2 separate regions of the Homo sapiens genome follow, and region 2 is linked to region 1. A link is a loop called in an ENCODE intact Hi-C map of the cell type or tissue named here. Cell type or tissue: Caco-2. All regions are shown on one strand. Each heading gives the region's core, and the rest is flanking DNA. Links, peaks and the distances in the headings are about the cores only.

Region 1 (6,310 bases), core at 1,721-5,720:
CAGCAGCGGCAGCAGCAGCGGCAGTGGCAGCAGCAGCGGTGGGGGTGGTGGGGCGGGGGCCCGGTGACTGGCCGAGAGTCCCTGTAGGGAGGTGTATGGCCGGAGTGAGGGCCTTGCAGACCTGCGGCGGCTGCGCTACCAGAGCACCCGCTTCTGAGTCATTCTTTGGGCTCACCCTGCTGCCCGGGGTGGGAGGGAGGGTGACGGGCCTCATATTTCCTGTGGGCCATCAACCTATGCCCCCTGTCCCTCACCCCCGTCTGGATCAGTCCATTTCCTGACCTGGGGGCTTTTCCTTCCCGATGGGGCTGGTCTGGGCCACACAGAGACAGATCTTCCTAGGAAGGCTGGGGTGGGGAGAACACAACCTAGGCGGCCCCTCTCTTCCACAGCCCCTCTCCCAACCCTGCGAGGGGGGCCGAGGCCTGCCACATAGAGGACTCCCACACTGCATGACCCCTCATCCCAAACCCATATCCACCAGGACTCTTTCCCTTGGGCCCTGCGTCCCGTGGCTGTCTCCCAGTATCTGTTCCTTCTCATGCCCCTGCAGGGCCCCGGCCTGTCTATGATCCTGCCTCCACCAAATTCAAGGTGTGGGGAGACGGGTGCCGTGGTTGGGAGCTGTTCAGCGCACTCCTGACCTCTTCTAGACCTATGGCTTTCCTGTCCTGCATTCAGAGCTAGAGGCCAGCTCGGCCTTGCGAGAAGCATCCAACTTTGAGACTTTGCAGGCTGCCAGGTGCTGGTTGGGGGGCACAGAGCCTGGGGCTCTGGGAGGTAATATGGGGGTCTGGGAAACTCCGTGAAGAGACATAGCCATGCGGGGCCTGAATCTCCTGAACTACAGCCAGTTTCCTGAGATTAGAACCTGTGTGTATGCACATGTGAATGTATGTGTGAGTGCACATGTGTGTAAGTGCAGTGTGCGTAAATGTGTGAGTCTGCGTGTGTTAGCATGCCTGTATGTGAGCGCGTGTGTGAGCGCATGTGTGTGCACCAGTGCACAAGTGTATGAATGTGGACACATTTATAAGCACACCTGTGTGTGTCTGAGTACATGTGCACACACGTGTGCACAAATGTGCATTTATATGAGTGTGAGTGCATGCATGTGCATGAACATGTGTGCACAAGCATGTGTGTATGAGTGTTCATGTGTATGAGTGTGTGTGTATGCAGGTGAGTGCATGTGTGTGTGAGTGTGTTTGTGTGTTCCCCTTGGCTGCCAGGCCAACGACTGCTTCTCTGCATCCTGCTGTCTTCGCTACCTGAGGGTCTGTGACTTCTTCCCTGTGTGGGTCCAGCCTGACCCCCTGTAAGTAAATGTCCAAAAGCCCCTTGCCCCTCCCCTAGGGCTACCAGGGAACATACTCTACTGCATATGTTCTAGTGGAAGAGAAGCCGGGGTTCTAGGAAAGAAGAGCCAAACTTTGGTGGCCTTTGGTGCCCCCTCTCAGCTCCCCATGACAAGACAACGGGGCTGCAGACACTGTGTGTTCAGCCTGCCCAGGGGCTGGGGCTCTTTAAGGCTTTGTAGGTGAGGTTTCCATGGACCTTCAAAGGTGCCAGCAGCCTGCAGGGGAAAGGCAAACTCCCTCCTTGCAAGGAAAGGAGATGTCCAGCCAATGATGCCCGGCTTCTGAGGCCCAGAGGAGCAGGTGGGATGGGAGCAGCCCCTGGGGCTGGTGTCCCGAAGATGAAATGAAGGGGGCTGCCTATCTCAGTTGGCGGGAGGTGTTAGAAGTGGATGTGCAAGACCAGCCACTGGAGGTAGCTCTCTGGAGTCAAAGAGAGGCCTGCTTTTCTACCAGACATGGGAGCAGCATGTAGGATACAAGGGCCTACCCAGAGACCAGAGAGAGTCAGCCTAGTCCTTGCAGCCTCAGGAAGTCCTCGGCCCAAGTGAGTCCTGGTCCAAGGATCCCCCTGGAGAGCCGCAGTTCAGTGGGCTCCACCGCAGCCCCTGGCCACGGCCTATGCCCTCCCTGGGCCCCTGTGGGGCTGGGCATTGTGTCTGACCTGTGCATCTCCCATGGGAGGGCTGGGCACAGGCAGTGCTATGGCCTTTTTTTTTTTTTTCTTTTTCCAATAAAAGAACTTGCCCAGCGTGAAGCTCTGTGATGCTTTCTCTGCCCCGTGACGATGGAGGGTCAGTTCTATGCTCCAGGACCACATGAGGGGATACTCAGCTGCCTGAACTGGACCTGACATGGGGAGCAGGATGAACTCTGTCTTCTTGGAGCTTGCAGTCTACTGAAGAGGCAGACACCTCAGCATCTCTAATCTGGAATCTTTGGGGCACTTGTAGCCTTGGGTGGGGGAACAGGTTGGACTGAAAGCGAGGCCAAAAGTAATCAATTAATGATATCAATAAATCCTCATTTCTTGAGCTCTTCCCCTGGGTTGGGTCCTGTTGGGAGCTGGATCACACAGGTCACTCAGTACTGAAGATGAGAAAGTAGCTGGATGATCACTTCTCGGCCTTTTGGCCAAGATCAAATATGGAGAAAGTAGCTGGATGTTGGAACCTAGCAGAGTTGTGTCTTGAATTTTATAATTTATTGAGCACCTACTATGTGCCAGATACTTTGCTGAAACCATATGTTAGAGCTGGCAGGGGATTTAAAGATCACTTGAATCCTGTCACAGAGGTCCAGAGAGGGTGGGTGACTTGCCCTAGGCCACACAGCTGGTTGATGATAACAGGGCCCAAGCTTGGAACCCAGGTCTCCTGACTCAGTGCCCACTCTGTTACCACAGGGATGGCACCCAGATGGGAAGCTGCCTGAGGCTGCAGGGAGGCTGGGATCACAAACTCAGGCCTGTTCCCAGAGAGGGGCTCATCAGACTGTGGGGACAACGGCTCCAGCCTCTTAGGTGGGGGCTGGGCAGTCCCCTCTGGGTGGTTCTCATGTTTGTTGTCACTGCCGCTAAGGGCTGCAGTGAGCTGTGTGCAGCCTGGACTCACTCCCTCTGCTGGAACCTGGGCCGTGTGTGGGTTGCCACAAGTGAGCGTGTTCTCTAATATGAGGGCAGGTTCATTCTGTTTTGGGATAGGAAGTTTGTTCTACCCCGAGGCCAGATTTGAATCCAAACTCAGCTCTTCTAGAGATGAGGTCCTGGGGAGGGGGTGAGGATTTACTAAACGGGTAAAACCAAATCTGGGTGCTTATCTGACTGAGAGGCATTCAACCCTTCCATTTTCAAATGGTAATCATAATAATAATAGTAGCTGACGTTTATTTAGCACTTCCTATGTGCCAGGCACTAGGCTAAGACTCTACATAATTAGTCATTCAATTCTCACAGCAACCCTCTATGGCATGGATTCTTATTTCCCATTTTACATATGGGGAAACTGAGGCTCATGGACGTTAAGTAACTGGGAAATTGCAGATCTTGGCTTTGAATCTAGGCAATCTGACTCCAAACTGCAAGGAAGAAGACAGATCCAGCCTCAGAGGCCGCTTAACAGCTTGAGGGCCTCAGCCGTCCTGGGATTAGGATCAGGCAGATTCCCAGGGAAGGACTTGGAGCCATGCCTGGGTTTTGAGGCCGGGCTGGCACCTCCACTTCCAGGGCATCACGGGAGGGTGCATGGGCTGTGCTCGCAGGCATGCGGGACCCAGAGGCAGCCCGGTGAAGGGTAGTGGGGGACTCGACTCACTGTGGGCCTGGGGAGGTGTGGTTTCTCTCTGCTGGCTTAGTTACAGGTGGTGGCCTGTCTCTCCGGGGTCTGGCTGTAGCCATGTCCCTGCACCCACCTTGCCAGCCAGGGACAGGCCCCATCAAGACCCAGGAGCAGCTCCAGCCTCAGCCAGACTGTCCCCGAGGTCCCAAGTGAGGCCCCAGCCACTCAGGCATGCCTCAGGAAGCTCCTGCTGCACATGCTCCTCTCCCTGCGCCAGCACCCTGCTGTCTGGCTTCCTTCCTTTGGCCACAGGGCGGGTGTGTGTGAAACCACAGGGTTTACAGAAGCTCGAGGTGCCACTGAGTGGCAGGATTATGCACTGCACTCGGGGAATCAAAGGTGGAGACAGAAAGAACTATGGCTGTTGTGACACGTCCCCCACGGCTCCCCGGTTGGCAGCCACTGCCACCCGCAGGGACTTTTCTGTGGCTTCCAGAGGTGTGGGGCAAAGGTGGAGTCTGGTGACTTTCTCCCTAGGGCCAGCCCCTGGGCTGTCGAGCCTGGGAAACTCCACATCCCTCTCCACACCTCTAGAAGGACTCACAATGAGGGGGGCCCAGACAGGAGGCATCACCACCTGGTTTGGGCTTTACCATTCACCCAGGGATAAGGCAAGGCAAACACCACTCCACATCAGATCTGAATTTGAGCTCTGGCTTCATGACACTGACACATGAAGACTCTTGGAGCCTCAGATTCCCCAGTTGTTAAATAGGGAGACTAATATCTCACAGAGTTGTTTAGACCCGAGGCGTTCAACCTTGGTGGCAATGGATGTCAACTGGAAGCATGAAAAATCACCAATGCCTGATCCTATCCTCAGAGATTCTGATTTAATTGTTTTGGGGGACAGCTTGGGCATCAGGATTTTAAAGAGTTTCCCTGGTGATTTTAATGTGAAGGTAAGGCTGAGAATCCCTGGTTTTGACAGTACCTATAGCCTATAAGCCTTTAATACACCTCTGAAAATGCCTGAGACCTGAATAAGAAGTTTATGGTTCCACAGAAGCAGCCAGACACAAAAATGCATATGCACCATGTGATTCCCCTTATATGAAACTGAAAGACAGGCCAAACTCGCCTTTGATTGGGAGTCAGGATCAAGATTACCCTGGGTCGGGGGTAGCGAATGGATGGGGACCTGGGGGGCTTCTGGGAGCTCAGGATGTTCTGTTTCTTGATCAGAGTGCCAGTTACACGGGGTGCTCACTTCATGAGAATTCACTGAGCTGTATACTTAAGAGCTGTGTATTTGTCTGTACTGGTGATATATTTCAATAAAATTCACCAGAAAAGCCTGTTGGCTACAAAATAGGAAAAGAAAGGACACACTTGAAATTAACGTTTTGTTAAATATCTGGAAATGTAACACATATGCCAAACAGACAACTGCAACTCTATGTTACGTGTGTGTGTGTGTGTGTGTGTGAAAATGTAATGTCTGCTCTGCTGTGGGTGGGCCCTCTAAAAGGGAAGGTCCCTGATGCCTAAGAAAATCTGAAAACAGCCCAGGTTCACACCAGGAGTTCTTAACCTCGACCCGACTGCATTCAGGTGCATATTATGTGCCGTTATCTGAGGAGAGCATCTACAGCTTTCAGCAGATTCTCAAAGGGGTATGCAACCCCCTAAAAAGGTTAAGAACAATTGGTTTTGAGGAGTCAGTAAGAAACTGGCCATGAATGTGCTTGGCATGAAAGAGATGCTTGGTAATGTCGGTTTCTTTCCTTCCTTTCAGAGCCCAGCCTTCGGAGGTTTCCGCATGAGCCTTCTCGGGCGACTTCTAGGAGGATTTATTCCCCTGGCAGTGCCAAGGGCAGCCTGCACCAAGCTCACAACTCTTCCTCCAAGAGGATGTTCAAAGGGCCTGTCATTTCAGCATCTGCTGGACAGCAGAACTTCGCATGCAGGATCCTGGAGCTGCGTCGGGTTTTGAATCAGGGACAATGGAGGAAGTGGGAAACTGTGAAGAGAGTCAGAGGGCTGTGCCAGCTGCCCCCTTTCCCACCCCCAGCAATTCACTTAACTTTCCTGAGTCTCACCTTTGTCATTATGAGAATGTGTATATTTATAAATAATCATCTGTTTCTCCAATGTAAGATATTGTTATTGCAGAAGTGATACTAGGACCTCGTTATACGATGGCCTCATGATGTAGATTTATAGCAGGCTTCAGATTCTGGCATAGAATAAACAGATATTTATCCAAGGGTTCACTGATTCCCGAATAAATGCCAGGAACATTCATGTACATTATTATTCCATTTAATTCTCGAACACTGGGGTGTTGAAATCTTATTTTACAGATGAGGAAACTGACGTTCTAGGTGGTTAGGTAGCTTGACAAGGGCTAGTAAGTGTCAGAGCAAAGACTTGAACCTAAGTCTCTGACTCCAGATCCCACTCTCACTCTGCCACAAGAGTGAGACGTGGGAGAAGAGAGAGTGTTCTACCTGGATTGACTCATAAAGATAGAAGACAGATTCCAGACCAGAGAGAAACTCGTGGGCAAATGCATCCCCAGAAAAATTAGCTTTGCAGGGGCATGAAGGTACTAGTTATTTTGGAGTAATTCAAGTTATCGATTTCTGTAATGGAAAAGTGATTGGGAACCAG
Region 2 (6,310 bases), core at 951-4,950, 94 kb before region 1:
GTGCGCCCCAGCCAATCTCCGGCCGCCTGGCCCCAGCTCCAAGGCGGGGAGGCAGTGGGGGCGGCCCTCAGCCCCTCCCGCACCCTGCCCGAGCGTCCCGCCCAGCGCCAGGTCTTGCGCCCCTCTCCCGGCTCGGCTCCCCTGCCGCAGCCCTGGCCTCGCCCAGCGTTTCTCCCCAGGGCTCCCTGCCTCCCTGGGCATTTTCCTCGACCCTCGCCTTCTCCATCCTTCCTCCTTATCTCTCTCCGCCACAGCCTCTCCTGTTCCTTTTCTCACTCACTTCACTTGCTTATCTCTCTGCCTTGGCTTTTCTCCCTCTGCTCTGTTTTCTCTTCCCCGACACCTCGGTTCCTCTTCTCCCTGGTGGGAGGCTCGTGCCACCCCACACCCTGGATCTTCTGGTCCTCCTGGCAGGTCTTCATTGAGCTTGGTGCCAGGCCCCATGCTGGCTGCTGGGGAATCAAAGATGGATATGACCCAGAACCCACCTCCAGGGCCAGGATAGTCTAGTGGGGGTGAAGGTAATCATAGCTTCTATTTAGTGAGCTCTTACTACCTGCCAGGGACGGTGCAAGGTGCAAGGTGCGGTGCAAGGTGCGGTGCAAGGTACGTTCCAAGCTTATCAGCTATTGCTAATGATAGCCAATACTTAGTGGGTGCTAATTGTGTGCCAAGTCTGATCTGAGCACATTGCATAAACTCCCTCAGCTAATTCTCACAATAAGGCTAGATGGTGGGTAGGTACTATTATTGTCCCCACCTTACAGATAAAGATCCTGCGGCAGAGAGGTTAAGCACAGATTAGAGCTGGGATTTGAACCCAGATAGTCTTTTTCGAGAGTCAGAGCCCAGAAACAACCAGGAGGCCTGGATTCTGAGTCTGTAGGCCTAATGACCAAGGGGATAGGGAGTTCAGAGAAGTGGAGTAACTGGCCCTTGGCCACACAGCTCATATGTGAAGGAGCTAGGATTTGAATCCAGATGTTGGGCTACAAAGGCCAGGGCTTAACCACTCTGTGGTAAGATAACTTCCAACCCATGGTAGGGAACACAGTGGGAAGAGGGGGAATTGATGGTGTGTCTGAGCAGGGCACCCAGGCAAGCATCAGAGGGGAGGGGACCTTCAGGAGCCCCATGCTTGGTGTCTTTCTCTCCTGTCTGAGTCCTGCCTTTCATTGGCTCTCCCTTGAGAGGAATTTGGACTGGAGGCTTGAAGGGAGGGGAATTCCTTCCTGAGAGCCTAGCCTGACACCTGACCTCCCAGTCTTTGGTGGGGAGGGTACCTTGGGGAGGTGTCTCCTAGGAGGGCGTGGGGAGCTGGGGGCTGGCTCTGCTGGAAGGCAGGAGTACTGGGCACTTTCCCCCTCTGCTCCTCCCCTTAGTCCCACTAATGGATGTTTCCAGGGCTCCTGTCTTCCTCTGGGTCTGTCCTTGCAGTGGTAGTGGAGAGGGGTGAGGGGCCACTCCTTAATATTCACAGAAAATGCATAGAGTACCTACTATCTGCAAGGCATGGGGTAGGGTATGCATGGGGACACAGAGGTGCAAAAGACATGGCTCTGTTCCTTCTGATCTAGTTGTAAGAAAAAGATACAAGGCAGGCAGAGGAGGCAGGAGAAGCCTCATCTCACTGAGCCCCAAGGGTGGGACAAGCCGTGTTTGATGTCCAGGATGACCTAGTGGGGTCCAGGTAGAGTAAACTTTGGCCTTCTTTTCCCCTCTCCCTCTCCCAGCCCCCAGCATGAAGAGGTTATGCAGATGGCCACTCAGAAGGTGAAGGACTGGTCTCTGCAGGGCCAGGCAGTGCAGTGTAGCAATGGTGCGAGAGCCTGGGCTCTGCAGACGATGGAGCCAGGTTCAGATCCTGGCCACATATTAGCTGTATGACCTTGGGCAAGTACTTAACCTCATTTCCTTCTTTGTAAAATGGAATTTCTTCAGCAGTTACTGTGAGAAGCAAATAAGGTGAATGGAAAGAAAGCCCCCTGCACAGTGCCAACACACAGAATGAACACCTAGGAATGTTAGATCCCCAAGGGACGTGTGACTTTGAGGTAAAAATGTGCTGTATGGGCTGGGTGCAGTTGTTCTCGCCCGTAAATCCCAGCACTTTGGGAGGCTGAGGTGAGAGGATCGCTTGAGCCCTGGAGTTTGAGACCAGCCTGGGCAACACAGCAAGACTCCATCTCTACAAAAATTAGAAAAGTTAACTGGGTATGGTGGCATGCGCCTGCAATCCCAGCTACTCTGGAGGCTGAGGTGGGAGAACTGCTTGAGTTCAGGAGTTCGAGGTTACAGTGAGCTGTGATTGCACCATTGCACTCCAGCCTGGGCAACAGAGCAAGACCCTGTCTCTTAAAAAAAGAAAGTGGTGGCTGGGCATGGTGGCTCATGCCTGTAATCCCAGCACTTTGGGAGGCCGAGGTGGGCAGATCACCTGAGGTCAGGAGTTTGAGACCAGCCTGGCCAACATGGTGAAATCCTGTCTCTACTAAAAATACAAAACTTAGCCGGGCGTGGTGGTGCGTGCCTGTAATCCCAGCTACTCAGGAGGCTGAGGCAGGAAAATTGCTTGAACCCAGGAGGAGGAGGTTGCAGTGAGCTGAGATCATGCCACTGCACTCCAGCCTGGGAGACAGAGCAAGACTCCGTCTCAAAAAAAAAAAAAAAAAAAGAAAGAAAGTGGTGTGTGTTCTGAAAGCCCTTGGATGCCTTGGTTCTGGCTCTGGTTTGGGGCTCTGAACAGCAGTTCTGCCCCTGCACCCTGACTCTCCCACCCCTCCAGGCTTGGCAGGCTCCTGCCCTCCAGGGAAGGTATGGCCTTGGGCACTGACGGTGTGTTAGAGCCTCCCAGGTGGTTGTGCAAAGTGCTGCCTCCTTGGGCAGCTGGTCGGCTGTGCTGTTCTTGGCGTCCCAGTACCTGGCCTGGACAGAGCAGGGCTTTGTTTCTACTGGTGGTTATGTAAGAACTGCGCATGATCAGAGAGCTGTGAGTCCACACCTGACAGCTCCGAGGGCTGTAACGGGCAGAGGGGACTGGCTGAAAGCCTCCTGGAAGAGGAGCATGGACACTCTTTACCTGGCAGCTCTGTCGTGGGGACCCCCGGGGGCCCCTGACACGGGACAGGGTGAATGCAAGGAGGGAAACTTGACAGGAACCAAGCCGAGGTGAGGGCTGCACCATGGGGCTGTTGTCAGGGGAGCTCTCTCTCTGTGGCCATTTGACCTGGTTCTGCAGCCTGGGCAGGAGAAGGCTGCTCTCTGATGTAGTGCCCCTTCTTGCTGAGGCCGAACCAGGGCCTAAGCAGCAGGTGGAACACCTGGGCACTGTGCCGGGCATCTGTCCATCTTGGAGCATCCACAGCCTGTCCAGACCTTTCCCCCAGCTGATAAAGGGGACCATTTGTTCAAAAAAATGTGTATTCGTAGTTTGTTGTGAGCAAAGTTCTATATAAATACCTCTTAGATCAAACTTGCTAATTATGTTATCAAATTCTACATTTTTTCACTCTTTTATTGTCTATTTCAATGGTTCTCAAAGTATGGTCAGTGTTCCCCAGGGGGACCCCGAGACTCTTTCCGGAGGGGTATACAGGGTCAAAACTGTACATAATTCAAATGCCCATTCAAGGTACAAGATAGTCCAATGGATTTTAAGGTAATTGGGTAAGAGAAGCTTATTGATATGGTTTCAGATTCTGCATTACATTTAAGAAACTACACATGTCAGGCCAGGCGCGGTGGCTCATGCCTGTATTCCCAGCACTTTGGGAGACCGAGGTGGGTGGGTTGCTTGAGCCCAGGAGTTTTGAGACCAGCCTGGGCAACATGGTGAGACTCTGTTTCTACTAAAAATACAAAAAAATATCCAGGCATGGTGGTGTGTGCCTGTGGTCCCAGCTATTCAGGAGCCTGAGGTGGGAGGATCGACACTTGAGTGGGGGTTGGGGAGTGGGGTTTGTTGAGGGGAGGCAGTGGAGGTTGCAGTGAGCCAAGATCACGCCACTGCACTCCAGCCTGGGTGACAGAGCGACACCCTGTCTCAAGAAAAAAAAAAAGAAAGAAACTACACATGTCAGTCTTTGGGGTAGTATCAAAGAAGCATACTCACAATTAACTGAAAAGGCCATCAAAATACTCCTCCCTTTTCCAACTACATTTATGTGTGAGGCCAAATTTTCTTCATATACTTCAACCAAAACAACATATGGCAACAGACTGAATGCGGAAGCATATATGAGAATCTGCTGGCTTCTGTTAAGCCAGACATTAAAGAGATTTGCAAAAATGTAAAACAATGTCACTCTTCTCACTAAAATTATTTTTTGTTTTGAAAAATACAATTATTTTTCATAAAAATTTATATTAACATATAAACATTTATTATTTTAAAGCATTAATGCATTTAACTTTTTCCTCATTATTAATTCCAAATATGGTGAATAATGATAGGTATAAACCCACGTAAACAAAATCTCTTTGGGATTCTCAATTTTTTTCTTTTTTGAGAAGGAGTCTCGCTCTGTCACCCAGGCTGGAGTGTAGTGGCGCAGTCTCAGCTCACTGCAACCTCTGCCTCCTGGGTTCAAGTGATTCTCCCACTTCAGCCTCCCGAGTAGCTGGGATTACAGGTGCATGCCACCATGTCCGGCTAATTTTTGTATTTTTAGTAGAGACAGGATTTCACCATGTTGGTTGGCCAGGCTGGTCTCAAACTCCTGACCTCAGGTGATCCACCCACCTCAGCCTCCCAAACTGCTGGGATTACAGGTGTGAGCCACCGTGCCCAGCCTGGGGTCTCAATTTTTAAGAGTGCAAGGAGGTTCTGAGACCAAAATGTTTGAGAACTGCTGGGCTACTTAATCTGTGCATTTCTGATAGAGGTGTATGAAATCTATTGTGCATATGGGTTTGGCAATTTTTCCTTTTTTTAAAATCAATTTTTGCTTTATATACCTTAATGCTATGTTGTCAGGTGTATAAAAGCTTCATGATTATTATAGCTTCTGGTTGAATTGTAACTTCTATCTGTATGAAATATCCTTTTTTGTTTCTTTTAATGCCTTAGGCCTTAAGAATAATGATTTCATGAACCAACACTTAAATAGAACCTGCTATGGGCCAGGTATGGATGTGAAAGAGACTTGGTCCTTGTTGGTGTGGAGTACACAGGCACGGGAAGGCAGCGTATGTGGTGCGGCAGGCATAGTCTAGGCTTTGGAGTCAGACTGACCTGTGCTGAATTCTGAGCACTTCCTAGTGGTGTGTCCTTGGGCCTGTGTATGTTGGACCTTGAACCTCAGTTTCTTTATCTGTAAAATAGAGTTAATAGCATCTATGTACTGGTAGTGCTGGTTGCTGAAGGCTTCCTGAGATAATGAGTGACAGCAGCACCCTGCAGAGTGCCCTGTGTAGTAGCTCTGTGGTCAGTGCTGCAGCAGATCCGCCAGCCAGGAGATCTGCCCTGTTTATGCCTCCTGACAAGGCCCCCAGGAGAGGCAGTGTGGGGCAGTGGGGAGTACACCAAGCTGGGATTCAAAAGATCCTGAGTTACACCTTTTTAATTTACTAGCAAAAGTAATTTAATTACCTTTTAATTTACTGAGACCCTGAGTCTCAGTTGCCTCATCTGTGCGGTGGCGGGGACCACATTGCCCTGCATTCTCTGTGGGTTTATCTTGAGGATCCAGTGAGATAATGGAAGGGGCTTGGGATGATGATGGAGGTGGGGCTGAGGAATGGAAGGAGGCCCCCAGGTTCGCTGTTGCCTCCCCTGTCCCGGGCTATGAGGAGGCCTTGCCAGGACAGGCTTGCTTGGGCCCCCAGGAGGGCTGGGATGACTGAAGTGGTAAGACAGGGTCTTGTCATTATTTCAGACTCCTGGAATTGTCTGCCTTTTTTTTTTTTTCCTTTTTGAGATGGAGTTTCGCTATGTTACCAGACTGGAGTGCAGTGACTCGATCTCGGCTCACCGCAACCTCTGCCTCCTGGGTTCAAGCGATCCTCCTGCCTCAGCCTCCTGAGTAGCTGGGACTACAGGCGCGTGCCACCACGCCCAACTAATTTTTGTATTTTTAGTAGAGACGGGGTTTCACCATGTTGGCCAGGATGGTCTTGATCTCTTGACCTCATGATCCGCCCACCTCGGCCTCCCGAAGTGCTGGGATTACAGGTGTGAGCCACCGCGCCCGGCCAGTTGTCTGCCTTTTACAATCCCAGTGCTCCTCTGCTAGGGTGGTGTCTTCATAGCAGCTGCCATTAAGTGCCCATTAAAAAACTGGGGTGAGTGGTCTAATTAATGAAACTATCA

The links. Peaks named below come from ENCODE experiments on the same cell type or tissue, not always from the same donor. Only the 100,000 strongest peaks of a DNase experiment are listed, where the experiment ranks them.
Region 2: it touches region 1 in a loop (5-fold over the local background); 20 of 110 quality-filtered maps call a loop at or near these places.

The regions. Positions count from the first base shown.
Region 1 is chr10:97,865,634-97,871,943 of GRCh38, forward strand. It overlaps GOLGA7B (golgin A7 family member B), which reads left to right. Exons shown (of 5, transcript NM_001010917.3): 5 at 1-5,945. The coding sequence ends at 67. It overlaps CRTAC1 (cartilage acidic protein 1), which reads right to left. Exons shown (of 15, transcript NM_018058.7): 15 at 1-81. Among named protein-coding and RNA genes, the nearest start is that of MIR3085, 7.1 kb to the right of the region's middle. In Caco-2, for the core only: a CTCF peak has its summit at 3,941; a DNase peak (open chromatin) is centred at 3,898.
Region 2 is chr10:97,772,044-97,778,353 of GRCh38, forward strand. No RefSeq gene overlaps it. Among named protein-coding and RNA genes, the nearest start is that of SFRP5, 3.2 kb to the left of the region's middle. RefSeq lists an enhancer at 2,789-3,083. In Caco-2, for the core only: no CTCF peak of the experiment used is centred there; a DNase peak (open chromatin) is centred at 2,935.